2 separate regions of the Homo sapiens genome follow, and region 1 is linked to region 2. Evidence: chromatin loops called from intact Hi-C (ENCODE). Cell type or tissue: dorsolateral prefrontal cortex. All regions are shown on one strand.

Region 1 (8,000 bases), 150 kb after region 2:
GGAGGTTGCAGTGGGCCGAGATTTCGCCACTGCACTCCAGCCTGGGTAAAAGAGCGAGACTCCTGAGGCAGGGCACAGTGGCTCACACCTTTAATCCCAGCCTTTGGGAGGCCGAGTCGGGCGGATCACCTGAGGTCAGGAGTTCGAGACCAGCCTGCCCAACATGGAGAAACCCCATCTCTACTAAAAATGCAAAATTAGCTGGGCGTGGTGGCACATGCCTGTAATCCCAGCTACTAGGGAGGCTGAGGCAGGAGAATCGCTTGAACCCTGGAGGTGGAGGTTGCAGTGAGCCGAGATCGCACCATTGCACTCCAGCCTGGGAAACAAGAGCAAAACTTCGTCTCAAAAAAAAAAAAAAAAAAAAAAAGGTGGCCAGCCTGATTTGGCCAGCGGGCCAGAGTTTGCTGTACATGAGCCCTGGGGAAAGGGGTATGCGGGGGTCTTAGGTTTGCCTGAGCCTTCTCCGTGCCCCCCTCACCCCCGGCACCCCTCCCCTCCCACCAGGATCCTGCGCATCCAGAAAGAGACGCCCACGCTGCAGCGGAAGGAGCCCCCGCCCGCAGTGCTAGAAGCTGACCTGACCGAGGGCGACCTGGCTAACTCCCATCTGCCCTCTGAAGTGCTTTATATGCTCAAGAACGTCCGGTCAGTGTTGGGGTGCAGGTGGGGGTGGAGGGCTGCAGACGTGGGGCCGCCCTGACCTCCAGCCTCTGTCGCCCACCGCCTGTCCAACAGGGTGCTGGGCCACTTCGAGAAGCCACTCTTCCTGGAGCTCTGCCGCCACATGGTCTTCCAGCGGCTGGGCCAGGGTGACTACGTCTTCCGGCCGGGCCAGCCAGATGCCAGCATCTACGTGGTGCAGGACGGGCTGCTGGAGCTCTGTCTGCCAGGGCCTGTGAGTGGGCCTCCCCAGGGGCTGCTGCAGGAGGATGGGTGGTGGGGATGGGCAGCAGGCATTGGTCTGTAGAGCTGGTGGTCTTTGGAGATGCGTCATCGGGAGTCAGGGGAACGGGTGACCGAGGACATTTGGGGTAGTCTGCGTAGTTGCTCAGTAGTTACAAGTATTGAACGATGGGAGATGCCTGCTCGTTGGAAGGGTTGGTGGGTTCCCCTGAGAAGGGATGAGAAGTGTCAGTGATCATTGGGATGGATGAGGGGGCGACATGCCAGTCACCAGGGCGAGGCCACTGAGGGTCCACGGTCTCCTGTGTCTCAGGACGGGAAGGAGTGTGTGGTGAAGGAAGTGGTTCCTGGGGACAGCGTCAACAGCCTTCTCAGCATCCTGGATGTCATCACCGTGAGTGACCAGTTTCTGAGGCAGGGGGGCTGGGGTGCAAGGTCCCACCCAAGGGACTAGGTTGAAGGAAATCACAGGGTCCCCAATCTCTGGTTCATCCGTTATGCTGCCGATGGCCCCTCACGGGACTGGCGCCAGGAAGGATTAGGGGAGTAGCGAGGGGGACTCGCAGCCTCTGCCCTTGTCTCTCTTCACGCCCTCCCCTCCCCCAGGGTCACCAGCATCCCCAGCGGACCGTGTCTGCCCGGGCGGCCCGGGACTCCACGGTGCTGCGCCTGCCGGTGGAAGCATTCTCCGCGGTCTTCACCAAGTACCCGGAGAGCTTGGTGCGGGTCGTGCAGGTCAGTGGGCCTTCGCCTCCTGTCACCCCCTGAGGGACCCCACCCTGGCCCCCACCCATTCCAGGCTCCAAGGGACCGAGGCCCAGCAGCCAGCAGGCGCTGGAGCTGTGGTTATCGGCCTGGAGCAGCCAGATGTCTGCAGCCGCGGACTCCTCCCTTAGCTGCCTCGCCCCATTTCCCCAGACTGTGGGTCTCTCCCTGGTTCCCGCCCGACCCCTTATGCTGCGAACTAGCCCGGCCCACCATCTGGCCCTGCCCCTTACCCCGCCCCATCTTATGGCCACGCCCCTCGAGCCCTGCAGATCATCATGGTGCGGCTGCAGCGAGTCACCTTCCTGGCACTGCACAACTACCTGGGTCTGACCAATGAGCTCTTCAGCCACGTGAGTGGGTGGCGGGGAGCGAGCACAGGGGGGATGGGGGCGAGGTCTCCCTCCCAGGACAGGCCACAAGCTGTTCTCTGCCCCCAGGAGATCCAGCCCCTGCGTCTGTTCCCCAGCCCCGGCCTCCCAACTCGCACCAGCCCTGTGCGGGGCTCCAAGAGAATGGTCAGCACCTCAGCTACAGACGAGCCCAGGGAGACCCCAGGGCGGCCACCCGATCCCACCGGGGCCCCGCTGCCTGGACCTACAGGTACCCAGGGACCCGAGGCCAGCCGAGCCCAATCTCCCAGGAAGCCCCGTCTCAGCCGCCAGCCCCTTTTTCAGTTCTGCATAGAGTCAACCTGACCTTGTCCAGCCCCACAGGGACTCCATAGCGGGGTACCCAGGTCTGACTCCTATCTGGTACCGAGGAAGCTGTGGCCTCGTCCCCAAGGGCCCATTGGAATTGCTTTAACTAGTTAATCAGTCGCCAGCATCTCCTTATCTCCCAACCTGCTAATCCTCCTAGTGGCTCTGAGGGGCAGGAGCCTGAACATGTGTCTCCCCCAGGGGACCCTGTGAAGCCCACATCCCTGGAAACCCCCTCGGCCCCTCTGCTGAGCCGCTGCGTCTCCATGCCAGGGGACATCTCAGGTTTGGAGCACTGGGTCTGCGGGGAGGGCCATGGAGCTTCCAGGTTTGAATCCAGGTCCACCGCCTGCCTGTCTTGATTGTTTTAATCTGCGAAATGGGAACACTGCCAGTACTTCCCCAGGCACTGTTTTGTAGATATTCATTGAGATAGTGCTTCTCCCACCTGTTAAGAGGGATTCAGAGGGAGAGTGCAGGCGTTGATTAGTCATGTCTGCTACAGCAGTGGCCCATGGCACATTGGTATCCATTGGTCTCAGACTGCAACTGTGGTTACTCTCATCTTTTTCTTTTCTTTTGAGACCTGTCTCCCAGGCTAGAGTGCAGTGGTGCTGTCATAGCTCACTGCAGCCTCGAACTCCTATGCTCAAGTGATCCTCCAGCCCCAGCCTCCCAAATAGCTGGAACTACAGGCCTGCACCACTACACCTGGCTCATTTTTTAAAAATCTTACTCTCATCTTTATGGTTTTTGTTGCCCCCCTGCCTGCCTGCAGGCTTGCAGGGTGGCCCCCGCTCCGACTTCGACATGGCCTATGAGCGTGGCCGGATCTCCGTGTCCCTGCAGGAAGAGGCCTCCGGGGGGTCCCTGGCAGCCCCCGCTCGGGTAAGGCTTGGGACCCTGCCCGGTGGTGGAGCCCGCAGGGGAAGGTGGCTGGGAGGGAGCATCAGGAGGTCACAAGCCTGCCCCACTCAGACCCCCACTCAGGAGCCTCGTGAGCAGCCGGCAGGCGCCTGTGAATACAGCTACTGTGAGGATGAGTCGGCCACTGGTGGCTGCCCTTTCGGGCCCTACCAGGGCCGCCAGACCAGCAGCATCTTCGAGGCAGCAAAGCAGGAGCTGGCCAAGCTGATGCGGATTGAGGTGGGCAGCCGAGGGGAGCTGGGCACAGGGCGCAAGGGAGGCCTGGCTGCGCCCATCTCAACCCCCCTACCTCCCCAGGACCCCTCCCTCCTGAACAGCAGAGTCTTGCTGCACCACGCCAAAGCTGGCACCATCATTGCCCGCCAGGGAGACCAGGTGAGGCTGACCCCTGACCTGTAACCATGCCACCTGAGATCATTCCCTATGACTTCTGTGACCTCTGATCCCTGCCCTTTGACTGTAAGACCAGCACCTTCTCCCATAGAAGCAGACCTCTCTCATCCTATCATTTCCAACCTCTAACCCTTGGGTCCTGTGACCCCCACCCCCTAACCCCACCCTATGTCCTCTGGACCTGTCAACCCTTCACCTGTGACCCCTGAACCTTTTGCCCTAGGACTCCAACTCCTAGATCTCTCCTGCCTGCCCTGGCTCTTCCTGTAATTCTGTTTTCTGAACTTCTGATCCTGCAGTATTCACTAACATGTCTGCTTCTCATGCTGACCGCTGCCAGGATAGGGGCTCAATAAATGGCTACAAATCGCCATCTGGCCTCGGAAGGCCATGAACCAGCCCTGGGTCGGGGTTTCAGGGCCTTGTGGCGGCACCCAGGATGTGTAGGAAAATGTATCCTACCATTCTGTCCACTGTCCATATGGGGAAACTGAGGCCCATCAAGGGTTAGTGACCCGACTACCAGCTGAAAGTCAGGAAGCCTCAGGGTAGGAGGAGGAGGAGGAAGAAGAAGAGGAAAGTTGAAACCCACACTCTGTCCCCAGAGTGTGGCAGATGATCTAGAAAGTTCTCTGCTTCCTCATCAGTGGAATGAGGTAATAAAGAAGAGATGCCTAGTTCGCAGAACCCCAGTAAGACTTCTTTTTTTTCTTTTTTTTTTTTTTTGAGACGGAGTCTCGCTCTGTCACCCAGGCTGGAGTGCTGCAGTGGCGTGACGGTGGCTCACTGCAAGCTCCGCCTCCCGGGTTCACGCCATTCTCCTGCCTCAGCCTCCCGAGTAGCTGGGACTACAGGCGCCTGCCACCATGCCCGGCTAATTTTTTGTATTTTTACTAGAGAGGGGGTTTCACTGTGTTAGCCAGGGTGGTCTCGATCTCCTGACCTCGTGATCCGCCCGCCTAGGCCTTCCAAAGTGCTGGGATTACAGGCGTGAGCCACTGCGCCCGGCCTTTTTTTTTTTGTTTTGAGACAGAGTCTTGCTGTTGTCACCCAGGCTGGAGTGCAGTGGCACAATCTCAGCTCACTGCAACCTCCGCCTCCTGGGTTCAAGCAATTCTCCTGCCTCAGCCTCCCGAGTAGCTGGGATTACAGGGTTGTGCCACCACGCCTGGCTACTTTTTATATTTTTAGTAGAGATGGGGTTTTGCCATGTTGGCCAGCCTTGTCTCAAACTCCTGACCTCAGGTGATCCGCCTGCCTCGGCCTCCCAAAGAGCTGGGATTACAGGCATGAACCACTGTGCCCAGCCTACTGAGACATTTTTGATTGTTAGGATTTCACAGGGTGCTGTTCCTGACACCTGATGGGTAGAGATCAGGGATGCTCAAATGTACAGAGCAGCAGGCCGGAACCATACAGTCCATTATCCACAGTGTGGGGTTTGCAAGAGTGACAAGTGGTCAGGGAGGGTGTTTAGCAGCAGCTTATAGGGAGCGGGGGCTTGAGGTGACAGTGAGCTGTCATAGGCACTGGGACCCCAGCTCTGCCCCAGGCTTGGGGGAGAGAAGCCTGGGGCAGGGTTGGGGTGGGGTGGGAGCTGTGGTCCCACTGTTAGCCGGCTGGAGTGTTGCTGTGTCACTTGACCCAGTGACTCTGCTGTCCCCTTGAACCACCCATGGCAGGGATGGGCTCTTTTCTGGAGAGGAAGTCAAGGCTTTTGCCAGCTGTTCTTAGAATAGCTGAGGAAGTAAGGTTACCCTGTGGCTTCTTTGGGGGCCCCTGGGCCCTGCTTATCTGGGAGACTGCTGGCCACAACCCAGCCCTGGCCTGTCAGTGTACCACGCTGGTCTGCAGCCCCTCAGAGCTTCTCTGCGTTGGCAGGACTTTTGTTAGGGACCCTGTGCTCTCCTGTGCTTCTCCTTGAAACTTTTTTTTTTTTTCGGAGACGGAGTCTTGCTCTGTCGCCCAGGCTGGAGCGCAGCGGTGCGATCTTGGCTCACTGCAACCTCTGCCTCCCGGATTCAAGTGATTCTCCCACCTCAGCCTCCCTCGAAGCTGGGACTACAGTCACGTGCCACCACGCCTGGCTAATTTTTGTAGTTGCACTAGAGATGGGGTTTCACCATGTCGGCCAGGCTGGTCTCAAACTCCTGGCCTCAAGTGATCCACTCGCCTCAGCCTCCCAAAGTGCTGGGATTACAGGCGTGATCCTCGGCACCTGGCCACAGTCTGGAAATTCTGTCTTAGAAGGTTCCAGCATGTGTTTATATCTCCTGGGACTGTGCCTCACCCAGGGGTCCCTGCAGTGTTTTGGCAGGTGGAGCTTCACTGGGTACCAGACAGGTTGGTGTGGTGGATAAAGAAGGAATCTCTCCATTTCTGGGCGGTTTCAGTTCCTTATTTATAAAGGGATGGAACAGGAAGGTTTCTAGCTGGTCAGGCTACCCAAAGAAGAAAGAAACGTGTTTACCCAGCATTTGCCCCATCTCGAACTGTGTGCTGCTGGCTGGACAAGAGGCAGGAAAATGGCTGGGCACGGTGGCTCACGCCTGTAATCCCAGCACCTTGGGAGGCCGAGGTGAGAGGATCACTTGAGGTCAGGAGTTCGAGACCATCCTGGCCAACATGGTGAAACCCCATTTCTACTAAAAATTCAAAAATTAGTCAGGCACGATGGCGGGCGCCTCTAGTCCCAGCTACTCGGGAGCCTGAGGCAGGAGAATCACTTGAACCCAGGAGACAGGTTGCAGTGAGCTGAGATCGCACCCCTGCACTCCAGCCTGTGCAACAGAGTGAGACCCTGTCTCAAAAAAAAAAAAAAAAAAAAAGTGGGCAGGGAAAACCCTTAGTGGTCCCTGCCCTTGGGCAGCCCACCGTATTCTGAGAGACATGACTCAAAGGATTACACAAATTCTTGTAAAATCATAAGTGCTTAGTGTCACAAAGGAAATGATCTTGGCACTACAAAGTCTGGCTTAGACAGGGTGGCACCTCTAAGGGCATGACCTAAGAAGGAAGGAGGGGGAGGAACAAACTGGGTGCAGGTGGGAGGAAAGGTCATTCTAGGCAGAAGGAAGAGCTTGTGCAAATGTTGTGTGGTGGGAAGAAATAGGTTGATCTCTAAGAAATAAAAAAGGAAGTCAGTGGGCCTCAAGTGAAACAATATTTTTTGGGGGGGTGTAATGGTTTTATTGAGCTATAATTCATGTACTATACAATTTACCCATTTAAAGTATATACTTTAGGCTGGGCACAGTGGCTCACGCCTGTAATCCCAGCACTTTGGAAGGCCGCGGCGGGAGGATCTCTTGAGTCCAGGAGTTCGAGACCAGCCTGGGCATCATGGCAAAACCCAGTCTCTACAAAAAACAAACAAAAAAAATTAGCCAGGCATGGTGGCGCATGCCTGTAGTCCCAGCTACACGGGAAGCTGAGGCAGGCATAAGCCACTGCACCTGGCCATGCCCACCTAATTTTTGTATTTGTAGTAGAGACAGGGTTTCGCCATGTTGGCCAGGATGGTCTTGAACTCCTGACCTGAGGTGATCCGCCTGCCTCACCCTCCTAAAGTGCTGGAATTACAGGCATGAGCCACTGCACCCGGCCTTATGTAAGGGCTTCTGTGTAGACATATATTTTATTTATTTTTTTAAAGGTGGGGTCTCACTATGTTTCCCAGGCTGGTCTTAAACTCCTGGGCTCAAGTGATCCTCCCACCTTGGCCTCCCAAAGTGCTTGGACATATGTTTTCATTTCTCTTGGGTATATACCTAGGAGTTGAATTGCTGGGTTATAAGCCAATTCAATTTTTTTTTTTTTTAAGAGGGAGTCTCGCTATGTCGCCCAGGCTGGAGTGCAGTGGCGCGATCTCAGCTCACTGCAACCTCTGCCTCCTAGGTTCAAGCAGTTCTCCTGTCTCAGCCTCCTGAGTAGCTGGGATTACAGGCACACGCTGCCACGCCCAGCTAATTTTTGTATTTTTAGTAGAAACACGGTTTCACCATATTGGTCAGGCTGGTCTTGAACTCCTGACCTCAAGTGATCCATCCACCTCAGCTTCCCAAAGTGCTGGGATTACAGATGTGAGCCACCATGGCCAGCCTCTATTTTTAATTTTTTTAAGCACTGTGTGTTTGTTTGTTTCTTTGCTAGACTGTTTTCCAAAGCAGCGGCACCATTTTACATTTCCACTGACAGTGTATGTGAATTCCAGTCTCTCTACATTCTCTCTAACCCTTTGTAATTCTAGCCATCTTTGTGGGTGTGAAGTGTAGTATGTCATTGTGGTTTTGCTTTGCATTTCTCTAA
Region 2 (8,000 bases):
CCTCTCCCACCTAACTCTTACTCATCCTTTTAAGACAAAGCCCAGGCCCACTTCCTCCAGGAAGTCGGAATTAGGCTGGATAAGTGTCTGAATGTCTCTTAGGCCAGTTGCTCTCAGCCAAGGAAACATCTGGAGGCATTTTTTTCAGGACCAGGGGAGCCACTGGCATCTAGGAGGTAGAGACCAGGGATGCCGCTCAACACCCTCCAGTGCATAGGAGACCACCCCTGCCACCACCACCGAGAATTATCCAGCCCTAATTGTCGAAAGTGCCAAGCTGAGAAAACCCTGCTCTGGGCCTAAGCTCCTTGCATCTCCTTAGCTCCTAGCGCCCCTGGTCCATGCTAAAGACTCATAAATGAGGCCAGGTGTGGTGGCTCACGCCTGTAATCCCAGCACTTTGGGAGGCTGAGGCAGGCAGATCACCTAAGGTCAGGAGTTCAAGACCAGCCTGGCCAACATGGTAAAACCCCATCTCTACAAAAAATACAAAAATTAGCCAGATGTAGTGGCGGGTGCCTGCAATCCCAGCTACTCGGGAGGCTGAGGCAGGAGAATTGCTTCAATCTGGGAGGTGGAGTTTGCAGTGAGCCAAGATGGCACCACTGCACTCCAGCTTGGGCAACAGAGTGAGACTCCGTCTCAAAAAAAAAAAAAAAAAAAAAGACTCATAAATGCAGAATGGTTGGATGGATAAAAGAAAGATGGGAGATGTTTCTCCTTCCTAGTTGTCTCTGAGAAAGTTGGTTTCTATGTTTAGGGGAGGGCTGTGTCCACCTGAAGTTTCCTATAACCAAGATAGCTATAGAAATAAGGCTGATGGCCAGACCCAGTGGCTCACGCCTGTAATCCCAGCACTTTGGGAGGCCAGGGTGGGAGGATCACTTGAGGTCAGGAGTTCAAGACCAGTCTGGCCAACATGGTGAAACCCTGACTCTACTGAAAAAAAAACAAAAAAAAAACACAAAAATTAGCCAGGCTTGGTGGTGCATACCTGTAATTCCAGCACTCGGGAGGCTGAGGCAGGAGGATCACTTGAACCCAGGAGGTGGAGGCTGCAGTGAGCCTAGATGGTACCACTACACTGCAGCCTGGGTGACAGAGTGAGACTCTGTCTCAAGAAAGAAAAAAAAAAAAAAAGAAAGAAAAAGAGAAAGAAAGAAATAAGGTTCAAAGGCCGGGCATGATGGCTCACACCTACAATCCTGGCATCATAGGAGGCCCAGGCGGGCAGATCACTTGAGCTCAGGAGTTCGAGACCAATCTAGGCAACATGGCGAAACTCTGTCTCTACAAAAAAATTAGCCAGACGTGGTGGTGTGTGCCTGTGGTCCCAGCTACTTGGGAGGCTGAGGTGGGAGGACAACTTGAGCCCAGGAGATGGAAGCTGCAATGAGCTATGATTGTGCCACTGCACTTCCAGCCTAAGTGACAGAGTGAGATCCTGTCTCAAAAAAAAAAAAAAAAAAAAAAAAAGGAAAAAAAATAAGGTTCATGCCCCTAAGTCCATAAGCCACAGCTACACAGCTGCCCAACCATTGAGCCCTCATAAACTCCCGTGTTAGAGTTTCTGACCTCAGCTGCAGTAGGGTGCCTGGTGAATTACGTCTTGCATTTCTGGGACATCCAATTCCCTGAACATGCTCCCTTCCTCTGGACCATGAAGGTTGGACTTGAACTGAAGGCTAGTCCACCTGGGGACGCAACCCTCCAGCTTCTGAACTGGGGACTCTCAACAACATATTGTGCATGTTTTGAAGTGATTGGGTTTGGGGAAATCTTTTTTTCTAAAATAGAGACTGGGTCATGCGAGGTTTCCCAGGCTGATCTCAAAGCTCCTGGACTCAAGTGATCCTCCCTCCTCAGACTCCCAAAGTGTTAGGATTACAGGCATGAGCCGTCTTGCCTGGCCATGGGGAGATCTTCTAGGCCTGGCTGACCAGCCAACCTTGGTGAGAGCTGTTCTGCTCGACTCCTGGTTACTGTTCAACTGCCTCCCCTGTGGCAGGACTTGGATTAGACAGGCAACCTCAAGACTGGGGTGTCTGATGGCAATTGAGAGGTTGCTGGTGCTGGGGGAAGCATCTGGCCTATCCACATCTGCCAAATAGCACCTGTGTGGAAGTGGATAGGGGAGGGTATGGTATGTGTTTCAGACTCTGAGCACCTGTTTGAGGGTATCTGACAGCATCTGTATTGGGGTTATCTAGTATGTGTTTGGGGGTATCTGCTGGACCTATGTGGAGTGTCTGACATATTTGGGGGTTACCTGGAAGCCTGTTTTGGGTATCTGATGGCACCTGCCTGGGTGCCTGTGTTTAGGGGATCTGATGGTATCTATGTTGGGGTGTCTGAGACCACTGGAGAGGTATATGATTCATTTTTCCCAGACCCACCTTTCTGAAGTCTATGCTGCCTCTTTTTTTGTTGTTGTTATTTTGAGACAGAGTCTTGCTCTGTTGTCCAGGCTGGAGTGCAGTGGCATGATTATAGCTCACTGCAGCCTGGACCTCCCAGGCTCAAGTCATCCTCCCACCTCAGCCTCTGGAGGCATGATCATAGCTCACCGCAGCCTGGACCTCCCAGGCTCAAGTCATCCTCCCACCTCAGCCTCTGGAGGAGTTGGGACCACAGGCAGGCGCCTCCATGCCCTGCTCATTTTAAAAAATGTTTTGTAGAGATGGGGTCTTGCTATGTTGCCCAGACTGGTGGTCCTGAACTCCTGGGATGAAGTGATCCCCCCACCACTCCCTGATGCTGCTTCTTTTTTCTCAGGTGACAGACCCTGCCCTCTCCATTTCTTGGACTCTCCCCGCTAGGACTCCCCACCACTGGGAGTGCCCCCCTTAGGTACTTCCAATCCTAACGAGCCCGTAGGAGCCCACTGACAACCCCTCCAGGCATCCGTTGATTCTTCCAAAACACCCCCAGCTCCACTGTCCTCCCTTGGGGTCCCCTTAACCCCGCTATCCTCCCTCGGGGTCCCCCAACTCCGCTGTCCTCCCTCGGGGTCCCCCCAACCCCGCTGTCCTCCCTTGGGGTCCCCCAACCCCGCTGTCCTCCCTCAGGGTCCCCCTAACTGTGCTGTACCCCCCTTGAGATTCTCCAAACCGCTGTCCTCCTCAGGACTCCCTCCCCAGCCGCGCTAATCACCCAGGCTTCCGTTAACCCCACAAAACGCCCACCTAACCCTGCTGCTCTCCCTCTGGATCCCCGCAACCCAGCTGTCCCCTCAGAGCCCCCGGCCCTACTGACAGCCAGGCTCGCATTGCTCTCCTTCAAAAAGCCCCCCAACCCCGCTGACCCGCCCCTCAAAAGTCGCCCTCACCCTCGCCGCGAGCACCCTCCCACTTCGGTGCCCGCGCCCCTCTCAAGGCCGAGCCGACGCCCCCTCACCACGGCTCGGGGAGCAGCAGCCCCAGGTCCCCGGGAGCGCCCCGCCCTCGAGGGCACGCCTCCTTCCGGGTCACGCCCTCTGCCCCGCCTCCGAGGCGGGATCGCGCATGCGCTGCTCTCCTCGCGCGGCTTCCCGCTTCCGGCTCCCAGCTGCTAGCTACTGTGGATCTGGGGGGGCCGGACGGAGGCATCGGAGGCGGCTGCGAGAGTGGCAGAGGAGCTGGCGGAGAGCGGCCTGCGGGCGATCGGGCCGAGGTGAGGACGGCGGCGGGGCGGTCCCGAGGAAAACGGGGCTCAGGAGGGGGCCCTCGGTCTCTTCAGGGGGTGGCCTGGGGCGCGGGACCCCCGGGGCTGCCTCGGGCCTCCCGCCGGCTCCTGGGGGACTTCTCCAGGCAGGCGAACGGGTGCTGGGGTGCAGGCTGCTCCTTCAATGCATGGAGGCTCTAGGCGGCGATTGCAGGGTGCAGAGGTGCAGACGATGCCCGCCCGCTCCGTCCGAGCCCCAGCCAGTCCTGGGGTGCTACGGCTTACTCTCCTCCAGGAGAGGAGAGGAGGGGTCACTTGGGCCCCAGCCTCTGCTCCTCGTTCAGGAGCGCCCGGGGCAGGACCAGGGATGGAATGGAACCCACCACAATACCCAGCACCGTCGTATTTCAGGCCTCCCGGGAGAACCCTCACACCCCGGAGCAGACAGCCCTCCCTGGCAGGGAGCGTTTGGGTGCAAAACCGTGAGAACTATCTGTGCCATGGGTTTTAGTTTCTTGTATAAGAACTCAGTTGGTGCTTTCATTGCGGACGGGAACGAGAAGCTTTCCCCTGGTCCTTACATGTTTCGTTTTGTTTTACGTTTTTAAATTTCAACTTTTATTTGAGATTGAGGGGGTACATGTACAGGTTTGTTACCTGGATATATTGCGTGATGCTGAGGTTTGGGGTGTGACTGATCTCGTCACCCAGGTACTGAGCATAGTACTCAATAGATAGTTTCAACCCTTGACCTCCTCCTTCCCTTCCCGCTCTAGTAGAGCCCAGTTTCTGTTGTCTTCTTGGTGTCCATGAGTACCCAAGGTTTAGCTCCACTTACAAGTGGGAAAGTGCAGTATTTGGTTTTCTTTTCCTGCGTTAATTCTACTAGCACTTGAGTGTTTTGCTGTGGCTATCTGCCCCTTATCTCTTGCTCTGTTGAGATTAAAGCCTGGACCACAGGATTAAAAAACATTCTTAAAGTTTTACCACGGAAGCGAAGCGGCCAACACACCTTTTCCCCTTTGCCTTGTTTTCGCGGAGATGAAGCTCCAGCCAGTAGCTTTGAAGGGCCCCATTCTCTTCCCATTGACCAGAGAGAGAGTTCAGGACAGTATAGACAGCCCAGTGGCCAAGGGATGAGTTTTGCAGGTGTCTGAGTGAATGATTAATCCTCCAGCTGTAAGAGGTGTCAGGAGAGGCTGGGCGCGGTGGCTCAAGCCTGTAATCCCAGCACTTTGGGAGGCCAAGGTGGGTGGATCACGAGGTCAGGAGATCGAGACCATCCTGGCCAACATGGTGAAACCCCATCTCTACTAAAATACAAAAATTAGCCGGGCATGGTAGCGGGCGCCTGTAGTTCCAGCTACTCTGGAGGCTGAGGCAGGGGAATCACTTGAACTCGGGAGGCAGAAGTTGCAGTGAGCCGCGATCGGGCCACTGCACTCCAGCCTGGCGACAGAGCAAGACTGTCTAAAAAAAAAAAAAAAGAAGTGTCAGGAGCACAGGCTTGAGGTCAGATCCGAGCTGGGTTCTGGTCCCAGTTCCACCACCTGTTAGCCGTGTAACTTCACTAAGTTTCCGTCTTCCCATCTTTAAAATGGGAATAAGGGTTGGTTGGGGTTTCTATGAAGTAATCTGTGTAAGGTGCATCACAGAAGTGTCTGGCATATGGCAAACTTTCCATCAGTGTTATACACCCTTTGCATATGCGAATGCTCCCAGGCTTGGATGTTTAGGTTAACATTCCAAATTATAAAGAGTTTGGAAAATTTGAGCATCTCGGATGTTGTTTGGACCGAGTCAGGGTTTACGCTTTATCAGTAGTTTCCTATTTCTGTAGGTCAGCAAGCCTTTTTGCGAAAAAAAAAAAAAAAAAAAAATGAAGATGTGTTTGTTCTAGAGCAAAAAAGAGCAAACAGCTGGCAGGCATAATACATTTCATTTTTGTAAACGTTACTTTGTTTTGGTTTTGTATAGCTTATTTAGTTTTTGTTTTCTTCTGAAATTAGTATGTGATTTTACTTAAAATTTTTTTTTTCTTTTTAGAGACAGGGTCTCACTCTGTTGCCCAGACTGGAGTGCAATAGCACAATCATAGCTCACTACAGCCTCGAACTCCTGGGCTCAAATAATCCTCCTGCCACAAACTCCCAAGTAGCTGGGACTACAGACACGCGCTTCCATGTCTGGCTAATTTTTAAAAATTTTTTGGGCCGGGTGCGGTGGCTCACACCTGTAATCCCAGCACTTTGGGAGGCCCGGGGGGGGGCAGATCACGAGGTCAGGAGATTGAGACCATCCTGGCTAACACGGTGAAACCCCGTCTCTACTAAAAATACAAAAAATTAGCTGGGCATGATGGCGTGTGCCTGTAGTCCCAGCTAGTCAGGAGGCTGAGGCAGGAGAATGGCGTGAACCCGGGAGGTAGAGGTTGCAGTGAGCCGAGATCGTGCCACTGCACTCCAGCCTGGGCAACAGAACGAGATTCCATCTCAAAAAAAAAAAAAAATTTTTTTTGTGGGGTCTCGCTATGTTGCCCAGGCTGGTCTTGAAGTCCTGGACTCAAGCGATCCTCCCACCTCGGCCTCCCAAAGTGCTAGGATTACAGGCGTGAGCTGCCACAGCCTGTGGTTTTTGTTTTTGTTTTTTTAACTGACAGATAACAGTGTATGTATTTATCATGTGCAACGTGACATATTCTTGAAAAATGCAAGAGGAGCGGATGTTAAGCACTTTCACCACAAAAATGAGAGCTATGCGAAGTGCTGCATTTGTTACTAAGCTAGATTTAATCATGCCACTGTGTATATATACTTCAAAGTGTGTTTCCTTTTTCTTTTTCCTTTTGTTTTTTGAGACGGTCTCGCTCTGGCGCCCAGGCTGGAGTGCAGTGGTGTGATCTTGGCTCACTACAACCTCCGCCTCCCAAGTTTAAGCAATTTCGCCTCAGCCTCCCGAGTAGCTGGGATTACAGGTGTGTGCCACCACGCCCAGCTAATTTTTTGTATTTTTAGTAGAGGCGGGGTTTCGCCATGTTGGCCAGGCTGATGTCGAACTCCTGACCTCAGGTAATATCCCCTCCTTGGCCTCCAAGAGAGCTGAGATTACATGCATGAGCCACCACGCCCGGTCATATTTCATTTTTAAATGGCATACCTTAGAGAAGCAGAAAAGAGACCGGGCACCATGGCTCACACCTGTAATCCCAACACCTTGGGAGGTCGAGGTGGGCAGAGAGGCCAGGAGTTCGAGACCAGCCTGGCCAACAGGGTGAAACCCCATCTCTACTAAGAAATACAAAAATTAGCTGGGCGTGGTGGCCTGCGCCTGTAATCCCAGCTACTTGGGAGGCTGAGGCAGGAGAATCGCTTGAACCCGCAAGGCAGAGGTTGCAGTGAGCCGAGATCACGCCATTGCACTCCAGCCTGGGCAACAGAGCTAGACTCTGTCTCAAAAAAAAAAAAAAAAATAAAGAAAGAAAGAAAAGAGATTCTTTGGTTCCTTCTCTCTTTCTTGCTTAAATCGACTTGAGAATGTCCCCACTTTGAAAGGGGAAGTAGCACATACATTGTTTCTGGCATAGCTGTAGTATAATTTTCATTCTTGTCACACAGTAGCAATTACGGCTTCAAGGCCATTGCCCTTTGTGGGCCAGGGCCGTGGTGACTGGCTGTGCCTCCCTGGGTGTTTACCTAGCACATGTTTAACATAGCTCAGATCGTGTGTCAAGATCTCCCTCATTCTCACTCATCCTGGGTCATGTTTCTATCTCTTCAAACTCTATGACTTACAAAACATTTTTGCTGCCACCTCTCTGAAAATCATTTAAAAGCCCAGAGACCTTATATGAAGTCCAGCCAATCGCTGTTTCTTTGTTATTTGTTAGGTAAACTTTACTTTCCCCCTGAGACGGTCAAGAACTACTGTGTTTGAAAACCCTCTCTCTAGGTGCAAAACAGCACCAGTGGAAGCCTCGCAGCTGCCTGGAGGAATTTTTTGAGGGGAGGATTGTGGCTGACTGGGTGAGGGAGGGAAACTGGGTAAAATAATGTCCTCCGAGAGCATTCGGTGACAGCAGTTGTTCTCATTTTTGTGATGCAAATTAAGTTGTATGTGAACTAAATTAAATTTGCTTGCTTCTCTGCTTTTGTCAGAGATAGATTCATAGTTTCAACTGAGTATAGAGTTCTAGTCTGATTATGTTCAATATGTTCAAAGCAGTAGATACACTAATGTTTTTTTTTCCTTCTTTTTTTTTTTTGAGACAGAGTTTTGCTCTGTGCCCCAGCCTGGAGTGCAGTGGCGCGATCTTGGCCCACTGCAAGCTCCACCTCCGGGTTCACGCCATTCTCCTGCCT

The links. Hi-C counts contacts between places; a loop is a spot of excess contacts. Peaks named below come from ENCODE experiments on the same cell type or tissue, not always from the same donor. Only the 100,000 strongest peaks of a DNase experiment are listed, where the experiment ranks them.
Region 1: a loop joins it to region 2, with 2.4 times the contacts of the local background. A loop is called at or near these places in 38 of 110 quality-filtered maps.

What each region holds. Positions count from the first base shown.
Region 1 is chr19:7,539,411-7,547,410 of GRCh38, forward strand. It overlaps PNPLA6 (patatin like domain 6, lysophospholipase), which reads left to right. Exons shown (of 32, transcript NM_001166114.2): 4 at 508-648; 5 at 739-898; 6 at 1,220-1,300; 7 at 1,513-1,641; 8 at 1,944-2,024; 9 at 2,112-2,274; 10 at 2,574-2,657; 11 at 3,151-3,260; 12 at 3,351-3,518; 13 at 3,597-3,674. Among named protein-coding and RNA genes, the nearest start is that of PNPLA6, 7.7 kb to the left of the region's middle. In dorsolateral prefrontal cortex, no CTCF peak of the experiment used is centred here; no DNase peak of the experiment used is centred here; H3K27ac peaks cover 2,687 bases.
Region 2 is chr19:7,391,597-7,399,596 of GRCh38, forward strand. The region is part of intron 10 of ARHGEF18 (Rho/Rac guanine nucleotide exchange factor 18); the gene reads left to right. It overlaps ARHGEF18-AS1 (ARHGEF18 antisense RNA 1), which reads right to left and starts at 3,463. Exons shown (of 2, transcript NR_186326.1): 1 at 3,397-3,463. RefSeq lists silencers at 3,222-3,662, 3,371-3,940, 6,194-6,394 and enhancers at 4,151-4,330, 6,406-6,911, 6,912-7,416. In dorsolateral prefrontal cortex, a CTCF peak has its summit at 3,497; DNase peaks (open chromatin) are centred at 3,515 and 3,900; H3K4me3 peaks cover 3,431 bases; H3K27ac peaks cover 2,321 bases.